Regions from separate parts of the Homo sapiens genome. Here region 2 is linked to region 1. The links are chromatin contacts, found by Hi-C or POLR2A ChIA-PET in ENCODE. All regions are on one chromosome and are shown on one strand. The core of a region is the stretch at or near the end of the contact, and the rest is flanking DNA. Distances in the headings are between cores, read along the strand shown. Region 1 overlaps PAFAH1B1 (platelet activating factor acetylhydrolase 1b regulatory subunit 1). Region 2 overlaps RAP1GAP2 (RAP1 GTPase activating protein 2).

What was found. A loop is a pair of places that touch in the nucleus more often than their neighbours do. ChIA-PET counts read pairs that join two places held with the same protein, here RNA polymerase II (POLR2A). Pooled maps may share reads with other maps.
Region 2: a pooled map shows a loop between it and region 1 (5-fold over the local background). The contact joins two enhancer-like sites. A Hi-C loop is called at or near these places in 2 of 50 pooled maps. POLR2A ChIA-PET finds 5 or more read pairs at or near these places in 2 of 52 experiments (activated T-cell and naive thymus-derived CD8-positive, alpha-beta T cell).

What each region holds. Positions count from the first base shown.
Region 1 is chr17:2,622,039-2,627,721 of GRCh38, forward strand. All of the region lies in intron 1 of PAFAH1B1 (platelet activating factor acetylhydrolase 1b regulatory subunit 1), which reads left to right. Among named protein-coding and RNA genes, the nearest start is that of PAFAH1B1, 31 kb to the left of the region's middle. Within about 2 kb of position 2,418, at least 5 of the 41 ENCODE cell types and tissues checked have a DNase peak (open chromatin) inside an H3K27ac peak, as active enhancers do.
Region 2 is chr17:3,001,492-3,007,174 of GRCh38, forward strand. RAP1GAP2 (RAP1 GTPase activating protein 2) reads left to right here. Exons shown (of 25, transcript NM_015085.5): 15 at 3,878-3,949; 16 at 4,464-4,550. Among named protein-coding and RNA genes, the nearest start is that of RAP1GAP2-AS1, 38 kb to the left of the region's middle. RefSeq lists enhancers at 1,048-1,217, 2,128-2,257, 2,428-2,477. Within about 2 kb of position 2,725, at least 37 of the 41 ENCODE cell types and tissues checked have a DNase peak (open chromatin) inside an H3K27ac peak, as active enhancers do.

The sequences.
Region 1 (5,683 bases), core at 1,168-3,667:
CACGAGAATAGCATGGGAAAGACCAGCCTCCATGATTCAGTTACCTCCCCCTGGGTCTCTCCTGCAACACGTGGGAATTCTGAGAGCTACAGTGCAAGTTGAGATTTGGGTGAGGACACAGCCAAACCATATCATTCCACCCCTGGTCCCTCCATATCTCATGTCCTCCCTTTCAAAACCAATCTTGCCTTCCCAGCAGTCCTGCAAAGTCTTAACTCATTTCAGCATTAACCCAAAAGTCCACAGTCCAAAGTCTTATTTGAGACAAGGCAAGTCCCTTCTGCCTATGAGCCTGTAAAATGAAAAGCAAACTAGTTACTTCCTAGATACAATGGGGGTATAGGTATTGGGTAAATGCAGCCATTCCAAATGGGAGAAATTGGCTAAAACAAAGGGGTTACAGGGCCCATGCAAGTCCAGAATCCAGCGGGACAGTCAAATTTTAAAGCTCCAAAATAATCTCCTTTGACTCCAGGTCTCAGATCCAGGTCACGCTGATGCAAGAGGTGGGTTCCCATGGTCTTGGGCAGCTCTGCTCCTGCGGCTTTGCAGGGTACGGCCTCCCTCCTGTCTGCTTTCACCGGCTGGCCTTGAGTGTCTGCAGCTTTTCCAGGCGACAGTGCAAGCTGTCGGTGGATCTACCATTCTGGGGTCTGGAAGACAGTGGCCCTCTTCTCACAGCTGGGACTCACAGTAGGGACTCGTATGGGGGGCTCTGACCCCACATTTCCCTTCAGCACTGCCTTAGCAGAGGTTCTCCATGAGGGCCCTGTCCCTGCAGCAAACTTTTGCCTGGGCATCTGGACGTTTCCATACATCTTCTGAAATCAAGTTGGAGGTTCCCAAACCTCAATTCTTGACTTCTGTGAACCCACTTGCTCAACACCACGTGGAAGCTGCCAAGGCTTGGGGCTTCCACCCTCTGAAGCCACAGCCTGAGCTGTACGTCAGCCCCTTTCAGCCACAGCTGGAGTGGCTGGGACACAGGGTACCAAGTCCCTAGGCTGCACACAGCATGGGGACCCTGGGCCCAGCTCATGAAACCACTTTTTTCTCCTGGGCCTCCAGGCCTGTGATGGGAGGGGCTGCTGCCAGGAAGTTCTCTGACATGGACTGGAGACATTTTCTCCATAGTCTTGGGGATTAACATTAGGCTCCTTGCTTCTTATGCAGATTTCTGCAGCCAGCTTGAATTTCTCCCCAGAAAATGGGTTTTTCCTTTCTTTTTTTTTTTTTTTTTTTTTTCCCTGAGAGGGAGTCTCACTCTGTCGCCCGGGCTGGAGTGCAGTGGCATGATCTTGGCTCCGCCTCCTGGATTCATGCCATTCTCTTGACTCAGCCTCCCGAGTAGCTGGGACTACAGGTGACCACCACCACACCCGGCTAATTTTTTGTATTTTTAGTAGAGACAGGGTTTCAGCATGTTAGCCAGGATGGTCTCAATCTCCTGACCTTGTGATCTACCCGCCTTGGCCTCCCAAAGTCCTGGGATTACAGGCGTGAGCCACTGCGTCTGGCCAAAAAATGTTGTTTTTTTTTCTATCATATAGTCAGGCTGCAAATTTTCTAAACTTTCATGCTCTACTTCCCCGTTTTTTTTTTTTTTAAAGATGGAGTCTTGCTCTGTCGCCCAGGCTGGACTGCAGTGGTGCGATCTCTGCTCACTGAAACCTCCACCTCCTGGGTTGAAGTGATTCTCCTGCCTCAGCCTCCAGGTAGCTGGGATCCCAGCCACAGTAGCTGGGATTAGCCACCACTCCTGGCTAATTTTTGTGTTTTTAGTAGAGATGGGGTTTCACCATGTTGGCCAGGCTGGTCTCGAAACTGCTGACTTCAGAGGATCCGCCCACCTTGGCGTCCCAAAATGCTAGGATTACAGGCGTGAGCCACTGCCCCTGGTTGCTCTGCTTCCCTTTGAAAACGAAATACTTTTCAAACACCCAGGTCACCTTTTGGATGCTTTACTGCTTAGAAATTTCTTTTGCCAGATACCCTAAATCATCTTTCTCAAGTTCAAAGTTCCACAAATCTCTAGGGCAGGGGCAAAATGCTGCCAGTCTCTTTGCTAAAACATAATAAGAGTCACCTTTGCTCCAGTTCCCAACGAACTCCTCATTTCCATCTGAGACCACCTCAGCCTGGACCTTATTGTTCATATCACCATCAGCATTTTTGTAAAAGTCATTCAACAAGTCTCTAGGAGATTCTAAACTTTCCCAGGTTTTCCTGTCTTCTGAGCCCTCCAAACTGTTCCAAACTCTGCCTGTTACCCACTTCCAAAGTCACTTCCTCATTTCCGGGTATCTTTTCAGCAATTCCGCGTTCTACTGTTACCAGTTTACTGTATTAGTTCGTTTTCTTGCTGCTGATACAGACATACCCGAAACTGGGAACAAGAAAAGGTTTAATTGGACTTGTAGTTCCACATGGCTGGGGAGGCCTCAGAATCATGATAGGAAGTGAAAGGCACTTCTTACATGTCAGGGGCAAGAGAAAAATGAGGAAGAAGCAAAAATGGAAACCCCTGATAAACCTGTCAGATCTTGTGAGACTTACTATCGCAACAATAGCACAGGAAAGACTGGCCCCGTGATTCAGTTACCTCCCGCTGGGTCCCTTCCGTAACACATGGGAATTCTGGGAGATACAAGTCAAGTTGAGATTTCTGTGGGGACGCAGCCAAACCATATCACCTGGTTTCTCTGTGTTGCCCAGGCTAGTCTTGAACTCCTGGGCTCAAGCGATCTGCATGCCTCGGTCCATCAAAATATTGGAATTACAGGCTTGAGCCACTGTGCCCGGCCTCTGCTGACCTTTTAAATAAAGCTTTGGCAAGTGACAGTTTGAGGTTAGGAACCATTGATAATTGATGAATTACCGGATAAGTCTTTATTTCTTCCTTCTACATCTGATAATAAATCCGATGATTTCCATTTTCATGTCATTGCGCCTCTACTGTTAACATATAATTATTTATACTTTCTATTTTTTTTTTTTTAACTCTTCCACTTTCTCTTTTTGTGGTGGGGTACTTACCCTAGCAATAAACACATTGTTGTCTTAGATGCTGCATTGGATAGCAGATACGTGGATATAGTATTAGACTAGAGAATGCTTAAGAATTCTGCATTCCAAAAGCATACTAAAGCCTCTGTTTCTAGTGCTTAAGCAACAGTGTCCTTGATATCAGTCTAAGAAAGTCTGGATATTGACATGCAAATGAAAAAATCAGACTCTTTGAATTTTGTTTGTCATATATGCAAGTAGCTTAAAAGAATATTGGAATACTGCCAAAATACATTTCAAAAATATTAAATCTTCTTATTCGTTATTTTGACTTTGGAAAGATTTGTGAACCCCCTTAAAATACATGCAATATTTTGTTTATTTTCATATGTGCTTCTTTGAGAGGAAAGATCTTAGCTTTCATTATATTCTCAAAGGAGTCCAGTAACCTCAAAAAAGGTTAAGAACTTCTATACCAGGTAGTATGAAAATATTGCCTGATTTATTTGTACTGTTGGTTAATGTAGATTGTTCGTTGCAAAATATTCTAAACTCTTTCTTTAAAAAATGTTTACTCCATTTAAGAACCATTTATTAGAGGCTGGGCATGGAGGCTCTTTCCTGTAATCTCAGCACTTTGGGTGGCCGAGGTGACAGAATCGCTTGAGCCCAGGAATTAAAGACCAGCCTAGGCAACATAGCGGGACCCCGTCTCTAGCGGAGGTTGGGGGTAAAAAGAAAAAATTAGCTAGGCATGGTGGCATGCATCTGTTGTCCCAGCTACTCAGGAGGCTAAGGTAGGAGGATCTCTTGAGCCTAGGAGTTAGAGGCTGCAGTGAGCTATGATCGATCATGCCATTGCTCTCTAGCCTGAGTGACAGAGTGAGGACCCTGTCTCAAGAAAAACAGAAAAACGTTAATAAAAGCCAGGCGTGGTGGCTCATGCCTGTAATTCCAGCACTTTGGGAGGCCAAGGCAGGTGGATCACTTGAGGTCAGGAGTTGGGAACCAGCCTGACCAACATGGTGAAACCCTGTCTCTACTAAAAATACAAAAAAATTTAGCTAGGCATAGTGGTATGCACCTGTAATACCAGCTACTCGGGAGGCTGAGGCAAAACAATCGCTTGAACCCAGGAGGCAGAGGTTGCAGTAAGCCGAGATCACGCCACTGCACTCCAGCCTGGGCGACAGTGAGACTCCGTCTCAAAAAAAAAAAAAATTATTTCTGTTTTCATGTGGTATTTTGCGATTATGTGTTAACCATTAAAAGGCAACTGGAAAGGTAAAATTGTATTCTTAAAATAAGTATGATAACTCAATCATATACTTGTGCTTTCTGATAGCAAAAATACATGTTAAAGGTTGGAAAGGTTAAAGTTAGAAAATTCACAGGCTGAAATAATCTGAGTTAAAGGGTGCCTTAGATGTTAGCTACTATGTAGAAAATTTAGATTAATTACTCAGGTTATAGAGTTGATGACAAACTTGAACCGGCATCACCTTTCTTCCCCCCCCCCCCCCCCCCGAGGCGGAGTCTTGTTCTGTCGCCCAGAGCTGGAGTGCAGTGGCGCGATCTTGGCTCACTGCAACCTCTGACTCCCTGGTTCAAGCAATTCAACTGCCTCAGCCTCCCAAGTAGCTGGGATTACATGCGCGTGCCACCAAGCCCGGCTAATTTTTGTATTTTTAGTAGAGATAGGGTTTCACCATATTGGCCAGGCTGGTCTTGAAGTCCAGATCTTGTGATCTGCCCGCATCGACCTCCCAGAGTGCTGGGATTACAGTCGTGAGCCACCCCGCCTGGGTGCAATTTTTTATATGTTTGTTGGCCATTTGTATATCTTCTTTTGAGAATTGTCTCTTCATGTCCTTAGCCAACTTTTTGATGGGATTGTTTGTTTTTTCTTACTGACTTGTTTGAGTTCATTGTAGATTCTGGATATCAGTCCTTTGTCAGATGTATAGATTGTGAAGATTTTCTCCCACCCTGTGGGTTGTCTGTTTACTCTGCTGATTGTTCCTTTTGCCATCCAAAAGCTCTTCAGTTTAATTAGGTCCCAGCTATTTATCTTTGTTTTTATTGCATTTGCTTTTGGGTTCTTGGTCATGAGATCCTTGCCTAAGCCAATGTCTAGAAGGGTTTTTCCAGTGTTACCTTCTAGAATTTTTAGTTTCAGGTCTTAGGTTTAAGTCCTTAATTCATCCTGAGTTGATTTTTGTATAAGGTGAGAGATGAGGATCCAGTTTCATTTTCCTGTATGTGGCTAGCCAGTTATCTCAGCACTATTTATTGAAAAGGGTGTCCTTTCCCTACTTTATGTGTTTGTTTGCTTTGTTGAAGATCAGTTGGCTGTAAGTATTTGGGTTTATTTCTGGGTTCTCCATTCTGTTCCATTGGTCTATGTGCCTATTTTTTACCAGTGCCACGCTGTTTTGGTGACTATGGCCTTATAGTATAGTTTGAAAGCAGATAGTGTGATGCCTCCAGATTTGTTCTTTTTGCTTAGTCTTACTTTGGCTATGCAGTCTCTTTTTTGGTTCCACATAAATTTTAGAATCATTTTTTGTAATTCTATGAAGAATGATGGTATTTTGATGGGGATTGTGTTGAATTTGTAGATTGCTTTTGGCAGTATGGTCATTTTCACAATATTCTACCCATCCATGAGCATGGG
Region 2 (5,683 bases), core at 1,475-3,974, 380 kb after region 1:
AGATCAGCCTCAGGGCCTTCCTGATGCCGGAGAAGGGACAGAAGAAGCAGGGAGTGCAGGTCCAAGCACCAGGCTGAAGTGAGGCTCGTGGAGGTAACAAGATCAGCCTCAGGGCCTTCCTGATGCCGGAGAAGGGATAGAAGAAGCAGGGAGTACAGGTCAGCCACTGGGCAGCTGAACTACTCAACTGCTTCTTTTAATAGACAGTTGAAGAGGAAGAACTACTGGGAAGGATCCTTGGAATGAAGCCATGTGATAGGAGGGCTCCCAGACCCTCTGGCAGAACGAGGCCTCCTGTAGACGTTTAGCATTTGCTTCTCTTTCCCAATAGGAAATGCATCTCAGCTAACCAGCTTCTCCACTTTCCCGAGACCTTAGCCGAGTGGTGCACTCATACAGAGAAAAATCAGAGATCCAAAAAAGCGCCACCCCACCTCCAGCTGTGGTGCTAGAAGTCTTTACCCACTCTTCTTCTCCTTTTTTTTTTTTTTTTGAGACAGTCTCGCTGTCACCCAGGCTAGAGTGCAGTGGTGTGATCTTGGCTCACTGCAACCTCTGCCTCCCGGGTTCAAGCAATTCTCCTGCCTCAGCCTCCTGAGTAGGTGGGATTACAGGCACCCACCACCATGCCCGGCTAATTTTTGTATTTTTGGTAGAGACGGGGTTTCACCATGTTGGCCAGACCGGCCTTGAACTCCTGACTTTGTGATCCACTGGCCTCGGCCTCCCAAAGTGCTGGCATTACAGGCGTGAACCATCATGCCTGGCTGTCTTTACTCTTTCTTCTAAGCCACAAAGCACAGCATTGTCCTCAGAGGGGTGATGAGAAGCAGGGGGGCAGGGCTTCCCGGAGGAGCAGGCTGTGGTACCTTGATCGTGCACTCCACCTGCCAGGCAGACACTGAGGCTGGAAGGCCAGACGTGTGAATGAGGCCAGGGAGGGGGACCAGCCTTCCAAGGCACTCCCCAAAGCGCTGTCCATCCACACTCCCGGCAGCACCCCAGGTAATTAGCAGACTGCGAGGAGGACCCGGTTAGATCCCCCAGGGGGCCTGGGTGAAGCAGGACCTTAGCTGGCCCCTGCAGGCTCAGGGGCTGTGGCAAAGAAGGCTGAGATTTCCTCTGGGACTGAGTAAGCCCCAGGAGGCCTCCACTGGGGAGGGTGAGCTGAAGAAAGAAGAGTATAAAGGAGGGACAGGGTTGGGTGTGTGCAGGAAGGGGTCCTCTTCTGTCCACGGAGGGGCCGGGCTGCCTGGGGTTCTGGTCCTGGCACTGCCTCTGCTGCGTGACCTTGTTCCTTCCCTCTCTGGGCCTCTAGTTTTGTCTGTGTGAAATGAGGAAGTTGGATTAGACACCTGCAGGCTGCTAGCCCTGACATCCTGCGGGAGGGAAGGAGGCGTGCTTGGGTGTGTGTGTGTGTGGTGGGTTGCAAGGTGCTTTGGGGAAACTCTATTTCAGGAGCCCTTTACTGGGTGCAGGTCAGCAGGGGAAGTGAAAAGGCCACTGGGCGACAGTGGTTACCCCTTACCAGCTGCTTGCTCATGCCAGGCACGGTGCTGGGTCCTTAGACGCACAGTCTTGAATCCTGACAAGCCCCTGGTGAGACAAGACCTCTCGCTAGAGGGAGGAAATGGAAGCTGAGAGCTGAACCCACTTAAGGCCTGAGGCCACAGAGCCAGGGAGCTGTGGCTGAGGTCCTGTCTGGGTCTGCTTGCGGTCTTGGTCATTGAGCCATCAGAGCAGGCGAGAAATTGGCTCCACGGAGTCGGGTGTGCACGAAGCATCACTCTGGATTATTTTTCAGAAATGAGTGTAGTCCTCATCCTGCCTGCTTGGAAGGAAAGTCCAGCTCAGCCATCACCAGGACTACCCCTTTCCCTCCCCCCTATCCCTGCCTCCCTCTCCGGAAGTCCTCAAAGGTGTCAGGAATCTCAGGTGAAGCCCACCGCCGGGGAGGGCCCTGTCTTTGTAGCCCCCTCCCCGTTTCCCGTCACGACTTGTCTGTTGCTCGGACGATGCTCTGTGTGCCACCGCGGCTCCCAGGCCACTCTTGGGCGTGGGGCCTTTGTCACGTTTGAAGCTTTCTGAGGTTCCCAGTGCATCCTCATGACCCACACCAAGCTCCTTCCTCCTTCCAGCCATGCAGGTCCCTTCCCCAGAGTCACCTGCATCTGCCTCTCTCCCTCCCTCCAAGCCCTCGCTGGAGGCCCTCGCTGCATTTAGAAAACAGGAAGGTGGGGCTGTGTTCAGGCAACTTCTGCTTTCAGTCCAGTGACCCAGATGTCCCCAAGAGGGGGGAACAACAAAGGCCTGGCCGCCTGGTTGGAATGGGGTCAAGAGAGGCGCACAATGAGGATGGAAGGTGAACGCACGTCGCAAGGAAGGGCCCTGTCCTCCGTGTGGCCCACAGGGCTCTGCTGTGGGACTGTCCAGCTGGAGGGTTGGATGGACTTGAGGATGTGTCTGAAGCCACTTACACGGTCGGCACAGACCACTCTAATGCAGGCTGGAGGAGGAGGGGGAGTGGGGTGGGAAGGGCAGAGCTGGGGCTGCCCTCTGGCCTCTGTCCCAGGTGCCCACGGTCTGCAGTCTCCCCATAGCCTTCCCACACCCCCACCCCTGATTCTGGCTCTGTGACTGAATTCTTGACCTGGGCCACCGGTGCCTGGTGGGTGGTGGTAGGGAACCGGGTTCAGCTGCTGGAGCCCAGCCAGAAATCACGTCAGCCGAACGCGCACCATTTCCTGACTCGGGGCACTGCAGTTTGGGCTGGGCAGACAGCCTGGAGCTTGAGAAGAGAAAGCCCGTATTGACCAGCTCTCTCCCGCTCCGTTTCCCCTCCGGACTCTGGCAGGGCCTTTCCTTGGCTCGGTGCCCAGCTGCCTGCTCACCCGGCCTGGCAGACTCTGCATCTGCTCCACTTCACAGGCCGGGGAGGCTGGCAGCACGCCAGGGCTGGGCTCACGTCAGCGGCTGTGTAGGGAAGGGAGGGCAGTCTCCCGAGAGCCTCACAGCCTCGTGGGCTGAGAATAGGTGAAGTCAGGGCACCTCTGTGCAGAGGGAAGGCGGGGTGTGGGGCCCGTCCCACGCCTGGGCGACCCCCATGCAGCGAACCTCGAGGCCGTCACTCTAAAGCTCAGTCTCACTCAGGGTGCCAGAGGTGCGCGCCCCACCCTCAGTTCCTAGCCTGGGCCTAGGACTGGCTGACCCCGTGTGTGGGGCCAGGGCTCCCGAACACGGGTCCACCGGCTGCACGAGAGTTTCCGGGGGGCCCTACCCTTCCGATTCGGCAGGTTTAGGCCAGAGCCCATGAACCCAGTCTGTATTTTTAAACACCTGAAGCAATTTTGAAGCAATTCTGATTTATGGCCGAGCTGAGGAGTCAGGCTTGGGAAGAGAACCCCAGAGACGGGTCGGGAGAGGTCTGGATGCTCTGTTCCTCTGCGGCTAATCACCTGTGGGACTTGGGGGCTTCTCTGTGTGTCTCTGGGCATCTGTTTCCTCATCAGGGAGAACAGTTCTCCCTGTGCCTTCTCAGTAGGATTAGCGTCACGGTCGAATGAGGTCACGAGATGCCATCTCCCGGGCACTTGTATGGCATTAAAATTAGGGTCCCAGCCCTGTCCAGTCATCTTGCCAAACCTGCTTCTGGCCTCCAGGAATGCAGATGAGAGGCTGCGGATGGCCCCACACCGTCCGGCCCCACTTCTAGGAACAGGGTCAGGGCCTGTGCTGGCGATGCTCACAGGAGTATTTTGTTTGTGTTCTGGGAAGAGGAGGAGGGAGAAGGTGAGTAGCTTTGTAAGGAGCGTGGCTCCCGTAGGGGCAGCGCTCGTCTCTTCCCTCCAGGTCCGTACCATGACTCTGTTTCACTCAGGTCTCTGTCACTGCGCGGGAAGATGTGCCCACCTTTGGTCCACCTCTGCCCAGTCCCCCCGTTTTCCAGAAGGTAGGACACTCTTCCTTCTGCCCCTCTCGCATCCACGATGCCAGGTCTCAGTGCTTGAGTAGCAATGGTTGGGATGGAGCCAAATTCAGGCTGGGAACATTAGGGAGCTCCTTTTGCAGGTTTTGGGGGGAACCTCCTTTCTTGGGGTCTCTCCCCACCTCTTTCATGCTGCCAGTCTGGCCCAGCATAGGACCACTTGTCAGGGTGTTTGACACTGGGGTTGCTTTTCTGCTGAAAGACGGGCTTTTATGTTGAGCCCCGGTCAAGGAGCCTTGGGCAGGAATGAGCTCCAGTCGTGGAAGTGCCACTGTGGCTTCCCAGGACCAGGGAAGCGGGTTTCCTTGTTGGGATATTTGCAAGTGGGCTTGGCCTGGGCTAGAAATGATCCGCTGTCGGAAGGGACTTTTCAGGGGTTCTCCCCATGGCCCCGGCTCTGCCTGCCTGTCACTGTGGCTGAAGACCTTCTGGCAACAGCCGAGAGTGACAGACCTGAGGTCCGTCTTGTCTCTTCCAGGGCCCGGAATTCAGGGAGTTTCTGCTCACCAAGCTCACCAATGCCGAGAACGCCTGCTGCAAGTCGGACAAGTTTGCAAAGCTGGAGGTGAGAGTGTGGTTTCTGAAGGTCTCCCTCCTGACTGCTGGGCCACCTGTTAGCCAGCCTCATCCAGGGCTCCTCCATCTTTTTTTTTTTTTTTTTTTTTTTTGAGACAGAGTCTTGCTCTGTTACCCAGGCTGGAGTGCAGTGGCATGATCTTGGGACTCACCACAACCTCTGCCTCCCGGGCTCAAGTGATTCTCCTGCCTCAGCCTCCCTAGTAACTGGGATTACAGGTGTGCGCCACCACGCCCAGCTAATTTTTGTATTTTTAGTAGAGACAGGGTTTCCTCCATGTTGGCCAGGCTGATCTTGAACTCCTGACCTCAGGTGATCCGCCTGGCCCAGCCTCCCAAAGTGCCGGGATTACAGGCGTGAGCCACTGCGCCTGGCCAATCAGTCCTTTTTTTTTTTTCAAGACAGAATCTCACTCTGTCACCCAGGCTGGAGTGCAGTGGCCCGATCTTGGCTCACTGCAAGCTCTGCCTCCCGGGTTCACACCATACTCCTGCCTCAGCCTCCCGAGTAGCTGGGACTACAGGCGCCCGCCACCACGCCCAGCTAATTTTTTGTATTTTTAGTAGAGATGGGGTTTTGCCATGTTAGCCAGGATGGTCTTGATCTCCTGACCTCGTGATCCGCCTGCCTCGGCCTCCCAAAATGCTGAGATTACAGGCGTGAGCCACTGCGCCTGGCCCAATCAGTCATTTTTAAAGCACCTACTATGTGTCAGGCCCTATTCTGTTCCCTGGGATATGGGGATAAGTGAGACAGTTTCTATCCCTGGAGAGTACACAGGGTAGTCGGGGGGTGGGGCAGGGGGTCATTACTAAATAGATAGTTATAGTACAGTGTGCCAGCACTAGGCTGGGATGGAGGTCAGCACAGCTCAGATAGTGACTGTTTCTGCCTGTAGGGGACAGAGGGTGTGTTCAGGGAAGGCTTCCTGGAGGAGGTGGCTCATGCACAGCTGAATCTTGATATCAGATGAACCTTCTGCCAGGAGGAAAGAGTGGGGAAGGGAGGGCTGATCTGGCATGGTAGACAGCATGAGCAAAGGTCAGGAAGAACCAGAGCCTGACGTCAGGAGGGAGCTCCTGAGGGTTTGCTGTGGCTGAAGGACCCACGGGGGCTGGAAT